2 separate regions of the Homo sapiens genome follow, and region 1 is linked to region 2. Evidence: chromatin loops called from intact Hi-C (ENCODE). Cell type or tissue: IMR-90. All regions are shown on one strand. Links, peaks and the distances in the headings refer to the core of each region. The heading gives the core; the rest is flanking DNA.

The links. A loop is a pair of places that touch in the nucleus more often than their neighbours do. Peaks named below come from ENCODE experiments on the same cell type or tissue, not always from the same donor. Only the 100,000 strongest peaks of a DNase experiment are listed, where the experiment ranks them.
Region 1: it touches region 2 in a loop (4-fold over the local background); 3 of 110 quality-filtered maps call a loop at or near these places.

What each region holds. Positions count from the first base shown.
Region 1 is chr4:90,312,103-90,318,823 of GRCh38, reverse strand. It overlaps CCSER1 (coiled-coil serine rich protein 1), which reads right to left. Exons shown (of 11, transcript NM_001145065.2): 3 at 5,777-5,961. Among named protein-coding and RNA genes, the nearest start is that of CCSER1, 190 kb to the right of the region's middle. RefSeq lists enhancers at 3,452-3,746, 3,482-3,841. In IMR-90, for the core only: a CTCF peak has its summit at 3,550 (motif pointing left); DNase peaks (open chromatin) are centred at 883, 1,523 and 3,573; H3K4me3 peaks cover 169 bases; H3K27ac peaks cover 977 bases; H3K27me3 peaks cover 224 bases.
Region 2 is chr4:92,169,155-92,175,875 of GRCh38, reverse strand. No RefSeq gene overlaps it. Among named protein-coding and RNA genes, the nearest start is that of LNCPRESS2, 100 kb to the left of the region's middle. In IMR-90, for the core only: a CTCF peak has its summit at 3,464; no DNase peak of the experiment used is centred there.

The sequences.
Region 1 (6,721 bases), core at 732-5,731, 1.9 Mb after region 2:
ATATTTATTGTAAGAAACTGTGAATGTTTTAATGAATGAAGAAATGAAGAATTATAATGAATAAAGGATAAGCTAATAAATGAGAAAACAGCAGGCCCCAGAAGAAAAGTAAATGAATAGTAAAGTGTTTGGCTATCTCAAATAGGGTACAGTCATATTATTCTACTATTATCAATAATAAGTAAATTCTGCAGTTCAACATACCAAAAAATTAAATGTGATATGAGATGCTAACGATCTGCAACTAACTACTTCTTATTAATCAAATATAAATCGGATTTGTTCTTCTACCAAAGTCCTACAGTTATGTTTTTACTGTGTCATTCACAGTTTCCACATAAAAGCAGCAGGATGCTAAATGAAAGAAAACATGCTGTGTCAGAGTAAAATTGGCCATAAATGAAAGTTGTCTGAATCACTTAGCACAAATAGTACAGGGCAACTTTGCAAATGCATTTGCTGAGTAATCTGAAGATAATGCAACCTTCAAAACCAACTGCTTGGTGCAATGAAAATAAATACTTACAAAAATAGTAAAGATTCCTTGAGTCAAGGAAAAAAGTAAACTTAGTTCACTTAAGATACACATCTCAAGGCCTTTAAGTAAGGAAGAGAGAATATTCTAAAGAATAAAACCTGTAGTATATATGAATTCTTCAGTTACAGAGATGTTTTCATCTTTTCAACCACAAAGACCAGGACAGTGTGAAGCACAAAGTCAGGGCCCATTAAATGACTCTGGACAAAAGGGAAAGAGGAGGCAGTCAGTAAATCTCGATTAATTAAAAGAACTTGGATACAACAAAATATTTGGGAATATGAGTCATTAAGTGTTCACCAAACCTAAGTCTCCGCCTCTAGATACAGGAAACTCATTATTATTCTTGGCTGCTTTTGTTTCTAGTTTGGGCCATATGATTAGATCTGACCAATGAGTTGTGAGCAGAAGAAAGTGAGTTTCACAATTCAAAGTATTTTATTACAGGGACCTCCAGAGATCTCTTTCTTTTTGCCATGGTAAAAGGCAATGTTTGCAGAGTTAGCTGCTTCCACAGCCTGAATACAGGAGGAGGAGACATTGAACAGAACCCCAATGCCTTCCACAATAAACATGTAGCCTAAGTGAGAAAGAAATCTATATTATATAAGTCGCTAGATTTGGAAGTTATTATTTATTTATTTTATTTTATTTATTTATTTTTGAGACAGAGTTTCACTTTGTTGTTCAAGCTGGAGTGCAGTGGCATGATCTCAGCTGACTGCAACCTTCACCTCCCAGGTTCAGGCAATTCTCCTGCCTCAGCCTTCCGAGTAGCTGGGATTACAGGCACTGGCCACCATGCCCAGCTAATTTTTGTATTTTTACAAAATGCAAATAGAGACGGGGTTTCACCATCTTGGCCACGCTGGTCTTGAACTCCTGACCTCAAGTGATCTGCCTGCCTCAGCCTCCCAAAGTGCTGGGACTACAGGCTTGAGCCACCACGCCCAGCGGTATTTTTTATCACTTAGCCAAGTTTATCCTGACTCATCCACTTAGGCATTTTTCCTTCCTTTAACGGTACCAGGTCTTCTGTATTGTTCATTATATATGAATCTACTCTCACATTAACTTTTTTAGAGAGTAATCTTGTAAATATTTAGAGTTAGAATTCCCTATGTAAAGCCATTGGAGAACCCATGAGAAATCCTTACATGTATACATTTATATACCATAGTCTGGAGAGAAACTTCCTGAAGTAAGTTCTTTAAAGAAATATGTTCTTTAACTTTTTTCTAGAACAGCATTTTAAATTTTTTGGACAATCGCAAGAAATGTATTCAGAAAGCTACTCATTAGAGAAAAATTGGAAAAATACTATAAAGAGGTTTGAAAAAATATAATAAATGTGAACACTTATCAAATTGTTCCAAATTTACTTTGGATTCCTTTAATAAACCTAAGCCAATCCCAATTTGTTCTCGGCATTTGATGTTTGAAGAGTTCATACATCCTGTCCTTTCGCTTCCAGATTGAAATACCCCAGAAGTACACAAAAACAACAGAACTGTGGTATATCTAACTATATCTAATCCATCAGGTAATATCTTCGGTCTTTCAGGAAATGCTCAGCATCTTAATAAATAGAGCCATATTTTATTATGAGAATTGAAATCCCCATGAACTACATGAAGGGCTGCATTAATGCTAACATTAAAAGTTAGGAGTAAAGAAGTATTACAAAACTGCTAAGTATGAATATCCTCTTTTGTGACAAAGTTCCTTTTTGATGGGATATCTCTCAGTAAGGACATTGATACTATTCATCAGCATTTCAAGAAACATGACCGCATTTTAAGTTCAGATTAAGCACTAAATTTTGTTTCTGTTTTCCTCTTTTGTATCTCTTACAGAATGCTGCAGCCTAGACTTAGAGCAAGCAAGGTTAGATTGCTTTAAATGTTTTAATTTCATTACACCAAATTGATGCAAACAATTGAAAAATGGCTCAACTTAATTTTAAATCGAATACATTTTCCCAAAAGATTGTAGGATTTGAACTTAGAAAGGATCCAAATCCAAATCTTATCTCTGCCATTTATGAGCTATGTCATTTTAGGCAACCTGCTTATCTTCTCAGTACCTTATTTTCCTCTTTCGCAAAATTTGATCACCACAGAATCATTTAGTTGATAGTACTGTTGTGAGGACTGAATGTGATAATACATGTCAGGCATTAAAAGTAGTCACTTGGTTCCAACAAGCATTAAAAACACATGTTTCTATTATAATTGCTTTAAAATAAAATAACTGAACCATGGATACATTCTTAAATACATGCAGTTGCTTAAATTATTTTGGAAGAGGAATATAGAAAATGTGCCAGTGTTCACACAGACAGCTACAATTTTCCAAATATACATCACTTGTTTCACATGTATCTAGAACTAAATAATCCCTACCATTTCTTCCTTACAGTGCTACAAGTTAAAAAACATATTTCATGCATTTTAAATTAATTAATTAAGTGTGAAGTAACTGCTCAGGTGCGGTGACTCACACCTGTAATCCCAGCACTTTGGGAGGTGATGTGAGTGGATCACCTGAGGTCAGGTGTTCAAGACCAATCAGGCCAACATGGTGAAACCACATCTCTACTAAAAATACAAAAATTAGGCAGGCATGGTGGCACACACTTGTGGTCCCAGCTACTCGGGAGGCTGAGGCACAAGAATCACTTGAACCGGGGAGGGGAGGTTGCAGAGAGCCGAGACTGCACCACTGCACTCCAGCCTGGGTGACAGAGTGAGACTCTGCCTTAAAAAAATTAAAAATTAAAATAAAAAATGAATAAACTGTAAAGTAACTGAAAGATGAGACATAACTTGTAAAATCCAAAGGAAGATGGTAAGATCGTGAAGTAGTTTTTGGTAGTTCTCTTTAGGAAATTCAAAAGTTTCAGTATTTATTTCAGTAAGTTTCATCTGTAAATCCAATGAACATGTACAATATTTTACCAAGTTTCTGTTCCAACCCTGATATACTGTCCACCACCACGGCAGTGGTGTCTTTCTGCCATCTAGTGGACAGACTATAATACTACAGGCACACTTTTGAAAATTTAAATATAAGGCCTCAAAGGAACAAAACCACTTTTGTTTCTTAAGTTTTAAATCTTAAAAGCGGATCGGAGGGCTGAGCGTGGTGGCTCACGCTTGTAATCCCAGCACGCTGGGAGGCTGAGGCGGGTGGATCACTTGAGGTCAGGAGGAGTTCAAGACCAGCCTGGCCAACATGGTGAAACCCCCTCTCTGCTAAAAATACAAAAATTATCTGTGCATGGTGGCAGGTGCCTGTAATCCCAGGTACTCGGGAGGCTCAGGCAGGAGAATTGCTTGAACTGGGGAGGTAGAGGTTGCAGTGAACCGAGATCGCACCAGTGCACTCCAGCCTAGGAGACAGAGCGAGACTCTGTCTCAAAAAAAAAAAAAAAAAAAAAAAAAAAGTAAATCTGAGAAGAGTGACTTTGTGATATTATAAGAAGCACTTTTTACATTTTATTTATTTATTTATTTATTTTTTATTTATCTTATCGAGACCAGGTCTTGCTCTGTTGCCCAGGCCGAAGTGCAGTGGTGCAATAACTCACTGCAGCCTCCAACTCCTGGACCCAAGTGATCCTCCCACATCAGCCTCCTGAGTAGCTGGAACTACAGGTGCAACCACTTCTAGCTAATTATTAAATTTTTTTTTAGAGATGAGTTCTCAATATTTTGCCTAGGCTTGTCTCAAACTAGAATTATTTAAATTAAATGCAGTATGAAAAACACATGAGATATGAGAGAATATGTAAAAGGCACAACTTTGAGCAAGTTGAATAGTGTAACCCTATTAATATAAATGCCTCTCCATGAAGAAATACTGAAAATGTTGTGATGATAAATGTTTTGTAATACTTCATTAGTCCTAACTTTTAATGGTGCATCAATTGGAAATCCGCTTTAACATATTTTCATACTTAGACCAAAAATATCCACTGCAACAATAATAATATAATAGCCAATGCACAAAAGAACAAAACGAAGCATGAAATATATGTTTCCATATGTACAAATGTAAACACATACTCACATAGTCATTCTTTAGTATAATGGAAACAAGACACCTATTATCACTTGCTATTTTGTGGTTACAAATTTGCCCAGGATTAAGAAATGGTCACACCAGAAAAAAACGATTAAAACCTCTAACATCAAGCACAGTGATTTTGCTATCACACAATGTTACCTTACTAACTTAAGGCTTCTTCACAAAATAATTATCAGATCTCAATTACCTAATATTTTCATTTGAAACCCAATTATGTAAAACAATAGAGATATCATAAGTGATTTATTTTTGAGCATTTTTCACATATATGCATGGATAGGTAGGTAGAAAGATTATTTTAAGGAACATTTTTAGATAATAGATGTTAAATACACTGCTGAAAAAGGACACATTTGTGAGAAGGTGAGCAAAGTGATCTCCAAAAGGCAATCACACTCTAATACTTGTGAAACCTGAGGCCACATGGACCCAAGGCTGCAGTTCGCCCCTCATCTCTTCCCACCCCTGGGTCCATCTCATACCATGAGGGAGCTTCATACTAATGCCTCTGTGACACCCTAGTTCACACATACAAACTCAGACCATGCCTCTCCCCACACACCCCACCTCCACCCTCATACTAAAAGCAGGCTCTACAATTTGGACCAGGAATAGGGTATCTTGATTACCTCCAATGTATGCAAGCATTGGATGGGCATTTCACATTGGTCCTCATAAGCTTCACACCAACTCCTCACCCTTTGTGGAAGGGCACTGCAGGAGGACAGCGAGGATAGGGTCTACAGGGACTAAGAGTGGTACTGGAGTAAGTGTGATTTACAAAAGGGTATTTTCTGGAGGGCTATATGGTGGAGAGAAGATGTGAAATAATGGTGTCAAAGGGGAGCCTCATGTTCAGCATTTTCCCTAGTTTCTGTATTCAAGTGTCTTGTTCTAGAATAAAGAATGTCAAACTTTCCATGGAAGCAAGGAAGACAGGAACTAAAGACAGCTGTCATGGTGAACTCCATCCTGACCTAGGTGAAAAATTTGTTTCTCTGACTTGTAATGTCAACTATGGAAACAAATTTTCCCTTCAAATATGAGGTGTCTATCCTGTAGTCTGTGTTCATTTTGCAAGAGACATGAACATGTCGGATATAGACAGCATTATTTTATTAGAGGCAGACATATGTATATACTTACCAAACTGTTCATTTTTGAAGATGAAGAACCTGCTCTTTGCTTTCTTAAACTATTAACTTCTTCTATATTTCCATCTTTCGGTTTCAAAATCATTCTGCTACTCCCTGCAGTGCCTTCTGACGAGGATCGCAGTCTCCTCTCTATAAATCTTCCTTCACGAAATGGACTGAGACTACTGGCAAGAACTATGGAAAGGAAAATAAATAAAAATGAAGGTAAATATTTAAATGTAGTTTTTACAAATGTCCCACTGAAAGATCATGAAAAACTCTTAGTGTTATTCAAAGTTTCTCTATCACAAGAAAACTTTTAAATGTATAGCATCAGTTTAGTTCACTTAATCATGTAATCTCTTTGAAGCCCAAAACGTTTGGAGTCATCCTTTGTTGCTTCGTTGCTCACATTAATCACATAAATGAATCCTGTCCTTATTTCCTTCAAACTGTATACAGAATCTGATTCCTTCTACCTCTCCTTCTAAGACCCTGGACCAAATCTATGCTGGCTTGGTTACTGCAATATTTGCTACAATTCTCCTACCTCTGCCTACTCTCATCTGCCTCTCCACCCGCAACACAATCTACATTCCACATAGTAGCCAGAATCATATACTTAAAACATAAGTGAGGGCCATCACCACCACTCCTCTAGCCAAAAGGTGATGTTTTTCAAATGGCATAACAAATTCTTCATAATATGACCCATATGACTGCTCTCTCTGTCCCCAAACCAGGGACAGGAGGAGCACCCTGTTCACCTGCTCACCTCTGCAATCTCATGTCCTGCTCTCCCCTCCATCACTCTGCTCATGCCACACTGGACTCTTGCTGCTCTGGTACATCACTGGCATGCTCCAGCCCTACACAGCCTTTGACTCACAACCTTGCACTAATATATTTCTCTCAAATATCTGTATGACTTATTATTTAAGTTCCTTCAAACCTT
Region 2 (6,721 bases), core at 650-5,649:
ACTTTGGCATAATTACATGTATAATAAGTTCTCAACAAATAATACTGTTTTCTTTTCATCTATACCTCCTCTGACTCCTTGCTCTCTTAACCAATATCAAATGCACAGTATAGTTATATTTTATCCAAAACATAAGGATCTTTTAAAATTTGGATAAATCTGTTAGAATTTCTCCTTTTTAGACTTCTCTTCTCCATACTCCTTCATAACATCTGCAGTCTAGAGCAAGTAGGACTGATACAGACAGGAGACAGCCAAGGGTCCATGGCAAAACCCTGCCTTCTAGCCTAAAACAGCATGAAGGCTGAAAAATCAAACTGCTGCTCCTGGATGAAGCCCACCCTTTCCCCTTTCCCGACTGATTCTCTCTGACTAATGCCCACCTGCACCCTGGGAGAATAGGGTGGAGCCTCAGGCAGTTCATGCCATTTGCAGCCAGGAGGAGCCTGGCCTCTTCAGTTCCTGTGTGGTGACCTGGGATTCAATCTGTGAGATGGAGGGCCTGTTAGCAGGACTCCATCTCACTTTGCTGAGTTTTTTTTTTCCTTTTTTCTTTTCACTCAATAAATTTTGTTCCCCACCCTTCTATGTGTCCATGAACCTAGTCTTTTTTGGTCATGTGACAAGAACCCAGTTTTAGCTGAACTAAGGAGAAAGTTCTGCAACAAGATCAAGTACAAATGCTGACCTCAAAGATTTCATACTTAAAGCAGTCTGAATATAGAGTGTAGTGGTAGTAATTGTGAAAAAGCACATTAGCACCACCCGTATAATTTGAACAATTATAATACCAACATTTTCCAAATAAGTGATTCCTTATTTTAATATAATATTATTTGTATTCATCTTAGGTCAATTCAAGGTAGTTTATATTGTACTTAGCATAAAATGTTCACTAAGAAATAGCCTAAATTAAATCAGTAATTCTTCCTGTGCCACTGCTATTAGGTTCAATTACTTGAGAACAGAGAATTAATATTAGGACTAATAATAGTTTCTTATATATCATTATATCTTAATGAGTTTGAAGTATTATCTAACATTGGAAGAGAGAGTTATGCCATGAAACTAGTACACATTAATTTAAGAACTACATTGTAATCACACCCCAAATCAAATAGTCCAGACTCCTTGACAAGGGCGTAATTCAAATGTGAAGCCCCATGGCATCAAGAGGCACTGCAATGAACCTTAAAAGTTTTCACAGATTCATTAATTTGTTAACATAAGTATGTGGAAGTTAATTTGAACTTTCAAACAGATTTTATTGAAGCATTCTCTATGTCACATGAGGCTTATTATTAAGAGAAATATAATAAACATACAAACCACAAAACAATAAAGATTTCAAAAATATTACCTTTACTTGCTTCCTACACTGAAGCTGACTTACTTTAAATTATATAAAATTGTATATTAAGAATTTTGGCAAACTATTCACTCGTAAAATGCATTTAATTTTCTGCGCATTTTGAATACACACTTTAGCAACTTGTTTCTTCATATTATGTCTATATTTCAGGAGAGCAATTTAGTACATGGTAAGAAACACAGTTTTTAAGTGAAGTGAAATCTCATGTGTTAAAATACTACAAAACTTTAAAACCCTGATTTTTAAAGTGTTGAGATACTTAAGTCTTTGAATAAAGATATATCTTTATCCTAAATCAAATACTTTTTGCCATATATGTCCTCACTTAATCCATGGGAGAATGAGCTATTACTTTAGCTTTAAAAAATGTTTTCAATCTCAGATACTTAGAATAGCAAGATGAGTAGTGGTTCCACTGGTCTTAATTCAAAGTACTAAAGATGGGAATAGAATTTGAGTTGGAAGTAGAGCTCCCTAGAATTTCCATTAAAATACCATTAATTGTTCTAAAAAATTATTCTATGATTGCCAACTGCCTCTCCCATCTCTTATTTTTCCATGAATTTATATTTTAGGGAATTTGTACCAGCTTATTTGGTATATTTCTTTTCACTTTTTAGGTTTTATTTTTAAGTTATCCATTCTACCATATTCCTTTGCTTTTATCTTCCAAGACTTCTACTGATTTAAAAAATTATTATGGAAGTTATATTTTAAATTTGTAAAATCTGAATAGTCAATTCAATCTTGTAGAATAGCAAATCCGGTGTATTCATAGTGTTAGAGATTAAAACCTAGTATAAAGATACAGTAATGAATATAGTGTATGTACCAACATAGAAAAGGCCAATAAAACATAACTGAGAGTCAAAAAAAGACCCTCATACATATCTGTCTCTTGACTTATGACAAAGGTAACACTAAAGTGTGATGGAAGAATAACAGTTTTGCCGATAATTATTGCTGAAAATATTAGCTATTTATGTGAAAAAAAAATCTTGACCTACTTAATACCACATGCAAAAACAGTTACAGAAATATTGCAAATCAAAATGTAACAAGTAAACTATAATGTTTAATGACAGAGCAGGAGCACCGTCATCTTGGACAAACACTGCCACTTTGAGTTCCAGCTCCCTTTCTAGCTTCATGCGTTTCAAGGAAATCACTTCTCTTCTAACTACAACCAGACAGAAAGAGCAGACAGTAAAACACAGATAAGACAGCTTGGGCACAGAGAAAAGTAGGGGGAAAGTCTCTTGGGTTACTGCCAAATTTCACCCTCATACAGTGAGCCCCAGTAAAACAGTGGGCCTTAATAAGAACATTCCTTTCCCTTGAGGTGCAGTAAGGTAGGGAAGCTAAAAGCAAACTCCGGGGGATATGCCTGCAGCTGCAGAGAGATGTATGGGAACAAACACACAACTCTCCCTCTCAGATAAACACAACAAACAGACACAAAAGCAGTCCAATCCTCTAATAAACTCTCGTACCCTAAATCCTTAAAAACTCGTAGTCTGTAAAAAAGTGTGGCTCTAATCTAACTTGGCCAGCAACCCCTCTCAGATTCGTTTAAAATAAACCTGTCCCTGTTAACTGTAAAGCCAATCTTCGTGTTTCTCTCCTCTTTCTTTAATTCTTACAGTTTTTATTAGAAAACCAAGAAAAATATCTTAATGGCATTAGATTACATAATGATTTCTTTACAAGCACACAAAAAAATACAAATAGGAGATGAGATTTATCAACATTAAACACCAAGTGCTTCTGTTCCTCCAAAAACATTATTGAAAGAATAGAAATTCAAGCCACACATTGGGAGAAGATATTTACAATACTTCTATCTGACAAAGAACTCACATCCTGTATACTTACTGATAAGACTCCTATGAATTACTAAAAAAAGAGAAAACTCCAAAGAAATGTGGCAAAAATCTTGACTAGATACATTACAATATACAGCATTTAAATGTCCAATAAACATATCGACTAATGCTAAATTTAGTTAATCACTAAGAAGGTGCAAATTTAAATCCCAGTATAATACTACTGTACACCCATTCATATTGCAAAAATGAAAAAGACTGACACCAAGTGTTGACAAGGGTGTGGAGCAACTAATGGTGGGAGTATAAATGATTAGAATCATTTTGGAAAATAATTTGGCAGTATCTGCTAATCTTTAGCATCTGCATACTGTTTGAAGCAGCACATCTCCTCCCAGGTGTAAATGTAACAGAAATGTGGACCCATGTACACTGAAAGACAAGTTCAATGATGTTTATAATAACACTATTCATAATAGTCCCAAACTGGAAACAATGCAGACATAAGTGGCATTAATAAATACACCTATTACTGAGAGTGAAAGTGAGCAAAATTATCACTGAGCAACATAGCAGGGTATAATCACAAAAACAAAGTGTTGAGCAAAAGAAGCCAATCACAAAAGAGTTCCTACTGTATAAATACATGTAACTTTTTTTTTTAATAAGCAAAACTAACCAATATAGTAATTTTATTTGCTGACAAGAGGGAAAGAGGCTGGAAATGATGATGACAAAAGCATCTGTGGTGTTGATATTATACTGTGTTTTGATCTTTATCTCATTACAAGGATATATTCACTTTGTTAAAATCATAGAGCTGTATGACTTGATTTAAGCCCATTTTGTATGTATATTTCATGAAAATATTGCATACTTTCAATGTCTTTTTAAATGTTTTTTTTTATTTCTCATATTAATTTGTTTTTTTATAGATATACATTTTTCTTGATCTTTTCAAAGTGAAATTTTAAGATATTTAAATTATCAGATCATCTTAGGATTTTCTTTTTTTCTTGGTTTTTAAAATTTGTTTATCGTTATAATTCCTTTTTTCAGAAGATATATCAGATATGTATTGATTCTTTGTTTCTATTTCTACCTAAAATGAATCATTGAGAAGAACAGTAATTCACTCAATGCAAGGCAAAGCTTACTTACCTGCAACATTGGTCTAGGGCAACTGAGCAGCTAACAAGCCATTATGCTGCTGTTTCTTTAAAGAACACAATTAAGAAAGCTTCACTTACATGAGTTGCTCTGTTTCTCCTAAAATAGTATATTGAATTTATGTTGAAAATAACTAATTTTGTTTTTGTGTTCGTCCAACATTAATGCTTGGAGACTGTTTTCTGCTACAGTTGATATTGAATGTTGGTTGCATGTCTGGATATACAGCATGTAGACAAGGGATTCTTAAATACTGTTGCAATTGAATCCCTAATTTTTAGTCCTACATCTTATGCTTGCATCCCCTCCTGTCCTGCATCCTTGAACTTGTCTAGAATTCTTCCAAGGAGAGGAATTCCCTCTTTGGTTAAAACCTTTCTGCACGCATTCTCATTTGTGAAAATTTAATTTCCTTCTTTAGTCACTTCCATTTATATTCACCTTCCAGAAAATATTTGAAATATTTCATTTTATGATTATCTGTTTCCCATGATCTTCATTGTCATGGGTTTATACCTTTAAAAACCTTTCATTATCATCTTATTAGTATCTTTGCATAAAGTAGATCAATGTATAGACTTAATTTGTAACCTTGAATCACAAGGCATATAGATACGTATTTAAACATAAGAGAGTTTATGTTTGTGTGGGTGTTACAGCTGAAAGAGCACTGTAGTTAGAGTCAAAAGATATATAAATCTGAATTTAAGTTTCTTTACAGCCATATACCAAATGGTTGACCTTGAACAAGTACATAATAACTCTGAGTTAAATTAATATAAAATATAAGGACCTAAGGCATATTAATCTAACACATGAAACTCAGCAGTTAAACTTTGAAATGTTATATAATTGAGAATGATTTATTATATGTCCTTACTGAAAACAATGAGTTTCATCATCATTATATAGAAAGCAGTATACACTATAATTTTTTAACAATCTTATTTAACATTCAATGCAGTAGTAATTGATGACTCATGCAGATTTTACTCTTGCTAATACTAATTATAATGATGAAGCCATCCTATGTATACTGTATTTCCTAAGGCAATTAAGAAAATATAATAAATTATAGCCTCCCTATTTTTATTCAGCCTGTTCTGTTATCTTTATATATTGCGTAGCTCTTAAGATTAAAATGGACGTGGTTTTTTTTAACTCAATAGATTATGAGAACCAGAAATATGTACATATATATGAATAATGTAATGAATGTGTACTATGTTAACAAGGCTAAAGTGAAACTATGTTCCCTAGAAGTCTGTTCCCTATGTGATTCCAGGTTAGGATTTTCCACAGGAGAATTCTCTGCAATATTTGGAAGGCAGAAGTGAAGCAGCAGCCACCCGTAGGCTTAGTTAGTTAAAGTTGGATAAAGTGCTGCTGCAATTCATGCACGTTGTCTCTGGTCTGCTGGGTCACTTTGTTGGTGTGGGCCAACAGCTGTGCCTGAAGCTTGTGTATGTAGTATATACAAATTTTCCTCCTTCATTTTCTCTAATTCCTGTGCCTCATACCTGTGTGGTTTCATGGGAAAGTTGCTAACGTTTTCCTCATGTGAATTTGGTGGCTGGAGGCGTTGAGAAACAGACAATGATTTTAATTTGTCCCAGAGGTTCCACCACATCATCAGAGCTGCTAGTTTGTCCTTGCTCTCCATATTTCACATCCAATTTTTTTCCTGCTGTTCGACCTGATGACAAAATCCAGCACCAAAAGCAGAATCAACAGCCTTAAATAGGCTGCTTAACTTGCCCTCACAATTGAGCACGTTCAAAATCCTATAAAAGCACACTCTATTCATATTATTAACAGTAAGTCTGCTTATCTGATTGAAATATACCTGATAATGAACAGTAAGATACAATCATGAAGTAGGCACAAGACAATGGACTGCATGCATCTTAGGAAGTGAAAAGCTGAACATGACCTAGACAAGAAGAATCTGAAAATTGACATAGAAATAAAGAATATGTAAAGAAAAAAGAGGTTGCATATATTTTCCTAGTGGTAATTAGAAGACAATGCAGGAGACTTCAGAATTATTGTTTTATTAAGCAGCAAAAATATTACCTTGTATTTGCTGAAAGATAAGCCAAATTGATATGTTGATGACTGACATGTAATGAAGGGAACCATGGTTGTAAATACAAGTGTATTGATCAAAATGTTATGAGAAGAATTTTAAAATAACATAAGGTAAACCCATTTAATGTGCCTATTGTTGTAGATGACATCAATGTGAAAATAAGATAATTTATTCTAATTTTTAAATTTTAGTTTCAAGAGGGTACATGTGCAGGTTTGTTACGTGGATATTTTGGACAGTACTAGGATTTGGGCTGCTATT